Linked DNA regions of Homo sapiens: region 2 is linked to region 1. Evidence: read pairs that join two places in POLR2A ChIA-PET (ENCODE). Cell type or tissue: Caco-2. All regions are shown on one strand. Each heading gives the region's core, and the rest is flanking DNA. Links, peaks and the distances in the headings are about the cores only. Region 1 has its middle 12 kb from the start of FOXO1. Region 2 overlaps FOXO1 (forkhead box O1).

Evidence for each region. ChIA-PET counts read pairs that join two places held together with the same protein. Peaks named below come from ENCODE experiments on the same cell type or tissue, not always from the same donor. Only the 100,000 strongest peaks of a DNase experiment are listed, where the experiment ranks them.
Region 2: POLR2A ChIA-PET joins it to region 1 with 5 read pairs; 13 of 35 experiments call an interaction of 5 or more read pairs at or near these places.

Annotation. Positions count from the first base shown.
Region 1 is chr13:40,677,607-40,680,521 of GRCh38, reverse strand. No RefSeq gene overlaps it. Among named protein-coding and RNA genes, the nearest start is that of FOXO1, 12 kb to the right of the region's middle. RefSeq lists an enhancer at 1-613. In Caco-2, for the core only: no CTCF peak of the experiment used is centred there; no DNase peak of the experiment used is centred there.
Region 2 is chr13:40,584,208-40,587,122 of GRCh38, reverse strand. All of the region lies in intron 1 of FOXO1 (forkhead box O1), which reads left to right. Among named protein-coding and RNA genes, the nearest start is that of FOXO1, 81 kb to the left of the region's middle. In Caco-2, for the core only: no CTCF peak of the experiment used is centred there; DNase peaks (open chromatin) are centred at 1,082 and 1,632; H3K4me3 peaks cover 166 bases.

The DNA of each region.
Region 1 (2,915 bases), core at 130-2,629:
CGGTAGCTCACGCCTATAATCTCAGCACTTTGGGAGGCCAAGGCTGGCAGATCACTTGAGGTCAGGAGTTTGAGACCAGCCCGGCCAACATGGTGAAACCCTGTCTCTACTAAAAATACAAAAGTTAGCTGGGCGTGGTGGCATGTGCCTGTAATCCCAGCTACTCGGGAGGCTGAGGCAGGAGAATTGCTTGAACCCGGGAGGTGGAGGTTGCAGTGAGTCGAGAGTCGAGATCGCGCCACTGCACTCCAGACTGGGCGACAGAGCAAGACTCCATCTCATTAATAAATAAATAAATAAATGAATAAATAAATAAATAAATAAATAAATAAGCTTAGAACAATACCTGGCACATAGTAAGTCAGTTTTCCTGTATGGTGCTGACTGTGCCGCTTTGTTAAACAACTACGCATTAGAAGAGTGGGTTTGGTTGAGACTGCCTCTAAAATTAGTGCTTTATTTGCTTAACTGCCTCCCTGAATTAGGGTCCTTTCATTCCTCATTTGAATGTTAAAAACCTAACCTATGTTTGGAAAAACATAATTGATCATACAGTCATTGTAATTTGCGAGGGCTGCCCTAACAAAATACTACAGACTGTGTGGCTTAAACAACAGAAATTTATTTTCTCACAGTCTGGAGTCCAAGATCAAAGTGCCAGCAGGTTTGCTTTCTCCTGAGGCCTTGCTCCTTGGTTTGCTGACGGCTGCCTTCTCCCTGTTCTCACATGGTCTTTCCCCTGTGCAGGCATCCTTGGCGTCTGTGCATCCAAATCACCCTTTCTTATGAGGACAGAGGTTTGACTGGTAAGGCCTAGCCTAACGGTCTCATTTTAACTTAGTCACCTTTCTAAAGGGCCTGTCTCCAAATATAGTCATATTCTGCCGTAGTGGGAGTTAGACATTTAGCATATGAACTTGGGGAGGAAGAACACAATTCAGACCAGAATAATCAGGTTCCTTGAGGGAAAAAAAAGAATTTAGATGTGCTAACATCAGTCAAAGAATGACGAGTATCATTGAAAGGAAGAATTTGAGTGCCTGGGAGCAGCCTGGTCACTGGTGGGTATCAGAGCTCATGATCATGTGTATGTTTGAGAACCGCAGCACGCTTCGGGTTTTCAGTTGAGTAAGAAATAATTATTTAAAAAATTTCCCTAGCTTTTTTCTCTTGTTCTTTTTCTCAGCCAGCTAAGAGAAGAGGGAATGTGGCACAGGGCTCGTGGAGGGAGGTAAGTTAAGTGTCTACTCTGATCCAGCCCAAGAAAGGCCCTTGAATAGCTCCAGGAAACAAAAGAAAGTACTTTATCCATTATGACCATTTTAATAAAATCTCCATCGCGACCCATTTAAAAATAATTTTTCATCCAGGCACAGTGGCTCATGCCTGTGATCTCAGTATTTTGGAAGGCCGAGGTAGGAGGATCACTTGAGGCTAGGAGTTTTAGACCAGCCTGGGCAGTACAGTGAGACCTCATATCTATAAAAACATTAAAAAATTAGCCCAGTGGCCAGGCGCGGTGGCTCACACCTGTAATCCCAACACTTTGGGAGTCCAAAGCGGGCAGATCACGAGATCAGGAGCTCGAGACCAGCCTGGTCAACATGGTGAAACCCTGTCTCTACTAAAAACACAAAAATTAGCTGCGTGTGGTGGCGTGCACCTGTAGTCCCAGCTACTCGGGAGGCTGAGGCGAGAGAATCACTTGAACCCAGGAGGTGGAGGTTGCAGTGAGCCGAGATCACACCACTGCACTCTAGCCTGGGAGACAGAGCAAGACTCCGTCTCAAAATAAATAAATAAATAAACAAACAAACAAATAAAAATAAATAAAATAAAAAATAGGCTGGGCACAGTGGCTCATGCCTGTAATTCCAGAACTTTGGGAGGCAGCAGCATGAGAATCATTTGAGGTAAGGAGCTCGAGACCAGCCTGGCCTAGATGGCGAAACCCAGTCTCTATTAACAATACAAAATTGGCCGGGCGTGGTGGCTCATGCCTGTCATCCCAGCACTTTGGGAGGCCAAGGCGGGCAGATCACCTGAGGTCAGGAGTTCTAGACCAGCCTGACCAACATGGTGAAACCCCATCTCTACTAAAAACAAAAAATTAGCTGGTTGTGGTGGCACGCACCTATAGTCCCAGCTACTTGGGAGGCTGAGGCAGGAGAATCGCTTGAACCCAGAGGCAGAGGTTGCAGTGAGCAGAGATCGCGCCACCACACACTCCAGCCTGGGCAACAGAGCGAAATGCATCTCAAAAAAAATTTTTTTAATAAAAAAATAAAAAATAGGCCAGGCTTGGTGGCTCGTGCCTATAATCCCAGCACTTTGGGAGGCCGAGGTGTGTGGATCACTTGAGGTCAGGAGTTTGAGACCAGCATGGCCAACATAGTGAAACCTCGTCTCTACTAAAAATACAAAAAAATAGCCGGGCGTGGTGGCTCACGCCTGTAATCCCAGCACTTTGGGAGGCCGAGGCGGGTGGATCATGAGGTCAGGAGATCAAGACCATCCTGGCTGACACGGTGAAACCCCGTCTCTACTAAAAAAATACAAAAAATTAGCCAGGCATGGTGGCGGGCGCCTGTAGTCCCAGCTACTCAGGAGGCTGAGGCAGGAGAATGGCGTGAACCCGGGAGGCGGAGCTTGCATTGAGCCGAGATCGTGCCACTGCACTCCAGCCTGGGCGACAGAGCAAGACTCTGTCTCAAAAAAAAAAATAATAATAATTAGCTGGGCGTGGAGGCAGGCGCCTGTAATCCCAGCTACTCCGGAGGCTGAGGCAGGAGAATCGCTTGAACTCAGGAGGCAGAGGTTGCAGTGAGTGGAGATCACGCCATTGCACTCTGGCCTTGGCAACGAGAGTGAAACTCAGTCTCAAAAAAATAAATAAATAAAAATAAAAAATAATG
Region 2 (2,915 bases), core at 281-2,780, 94 kb after region 1:
CTTGGAGTCCCAGTTTGAAGATTGCTGTGCAGAAACCCATCTGTGCTGCTGGTTGCCAACATTTCTGGTACAAATATTGTCATTTGCTCTTGAGGCAATCTGCTATTTCAGTCCTAGATGCAGTTTTGTAATATGCTGGGTAAAATAGCAGACAAAAAATATCTTAAGTGGTGGTATAATCTTCAGTTTAAAAACACTTTAGCAATGTTTCCAGTAGAGGATTGTTCAACGTGTCTCCTTTCCTTGGCTGTAAACATAATCTAAATTCATTTTTCCTCGTTTGCCTGAGCCACGGTTCCCTTGTGCTGACTTTGCATGTCAGTAACTTCCGTACCCATCAGAGAGGAAAGACAGAGGGGCAGTCTTGTGCAGGTAAAAGGTTTAAGTAGTAACATTTCCTTAAGATTGCACCCTGTAGAGGTTTAGCATTCCATGATCATTCTGTTGATAAGCAAATGAGAAATGAGTAACTTGCTCAAAAGTTACTTGGTTACAAAAATTGTCAAAACTGATACTACACACTATTTCCCATTTGGTACCTTTTATCCCTACACACTATTTCCCATTTGGTGCCTTTTATTCCAGACTGCAAGAGTCATATCTTCTGTGCAGGCTGCTGAACAGCTTCACAAGGGGGTGCCTCTGTTGCCTGTGAGGAGTAGGTGTTCTTGATGGGATTGGGGTCTCCCTGGAAACCCGGGGATGGGACTGTGCCACCATTTTATTGGGCTTTTGTTATTAAGCCCTTCTTAGAGAGAGAAAGCATATCCTGTAGGAAGTAGTATGTTTCCTTCTGTTTCTGTGGCTTTCTCAGTTTCTTCCCATCTTGATGCATAGTGAGAAATCCATTTTACAGTATGACTCAGTGCACATATGCACACAATGATAGAAGAGTTTTACAAAATAGTACTGTGCTTAGCCATTTATGTAAGACTGTTTTGTTATTATTTACAGAAATGCTAGCCACAATCCTCTCAATTGGTTTCACTATTTTATGGATTGTGATCCAGAGTTTTAGCCTGAGGGCTTTCCCACATTCTTTCAAGACCTTTGTGTCATGGCAGCAGCCTTGAAGTTAGGGGAAACAGGTAGATGAATCCATATATGGAGAATTGGCCATATATGGGAAATGAGGAGGGAGTTCACAGGTCAGTCACTTGAACACACAATGATTTGGGCTGAGCCAGTTTTTAAGTAGCCCCTCTCTGGATTGGTCTCAAACATGGAACTAGTTAAACTTACGTACTAAATCAAACAGACCCAAAAGACACCGTTTGTTTTTTAAGTCTTGCTGGCACAGACTAGCTAGGATAGGGTTTTTCATCCATCTGGACATCTTGTCGTTTAGCTTTTGTATACAACCCTTGAAAATGGGCAGCTGCTGGGTCCACTTTCCTGGATGAGGTTTCTTGCTTCTTTCTTTTGAGATTAACCTGAGTAGGGCTCACCTGAATCAATTATTTCCGCAGAAGCTTTCATCTCATGAAAGCGCATTCCACTTTTCATGTCTTCAGGGCAAATACGAATTGCACTTCCACCCTGAAGTCAGAACTGTAAAGGAATTTTAGGTGTTATCAATGTTTGATAAGAAGTGATTACCCTTTCTCTGCAGAGCTGGAACAGCTGAAGCTGGTGTGATCTGGCTGGGAGAAGGCTGTGCTCTGGAATAGTGTCCTTTCCACTGAGTCCCTGACTTGCCTGTTGGCATATGGAGCAGTAATCTTTTCAAAACTCCATTGTGAAGTTGGCTGTGTGTGTGTGTGTGTGTGTGTGTGTGTGCGCGCGCGCAGAGGAAATACTTACATACTAAAGGGGAAAGCGGGGGAGGAAAATTCCAGGAAATTGCAAGGTGAGGTTGACATTCCTTATTCTCTTAACTCTTGCTTCTGTTTTTCTTTCTGAAAAACAATGATGACTTAAAATTTGATCCCAGAACCAACTGGCTTTTTATCCGTAAGATTACAGTTGTGTTTTTTAGACATCCTTTCATAAATATCTAATGAATTGCCTTTTATTATTTGGTGTTAATGACCAAAAGTACCACTAACATAGTGTTTCTCATACTTGCCTGTCATATAAGATACTTGTTAAGAATATTCTGGGACTTCATCTTCCTCTTGTTAAATCAGAATCTACCTGGAATAACATAGTTACCTTATTTTCTTAGAATAGTAGAACTGAAAAGAATCTTACACATGAAAGTAGTTCAGGTGTTCCCAAACCTGGCTCCAGTACCATGACTGCTTTAATAGATTGCCAAGCTGCGCTTCATACCTAGTGAATCATAACATCCGAAGCTTCCTAGAAGAGTCGGACCATTAGACTGGAGGGATAACTACTCGCTTATTCGGTTGCCTTCAGGAAAGGGGAATTTATGTGCTTGGTTATTGGGCTGATTAATAGCAGGACAAGAAATCTTATTGTCTCTGTAGATTCATCCAAATAATATCCAAATATATATATAATGTTTGTTTGAGATGGGGTCTCACTTTGCCCCCCTGGCTGGAGTGCAGTGGCACAATCACAGCTCACTGCAGCCTCAACCTACCCGGGCTCAGGTGATCCTCCTACCTCAGCCTCCTGAATAGCTAGGACTATAGACACGTGCCACTGCATCTGGCTTTTTTTTTTTTTTTTTTTTTTTTTTTTTTTTGCATTTTTTGTGGAGATAGAATTTCTCCATGTTGCCCAGGCTGGTCTTGAACTCCTGGGCTCAAGCCATATGCCTACCTTGACCTCCCAAAGTGCTAGGATTACAGGTGTGAGCCACCATGCCCAGCCCCAAATAATATTTACATTTCAGGTACTGACTAGGTAGGTGAGTGGGGGCAGTTTTGAGATGGGTGAGCAAGGTCTCTCTGCCTTGGAGGTATATGTGGATTGTTATTCAGCCTTTCTCAAGGGATGAGTTTTAG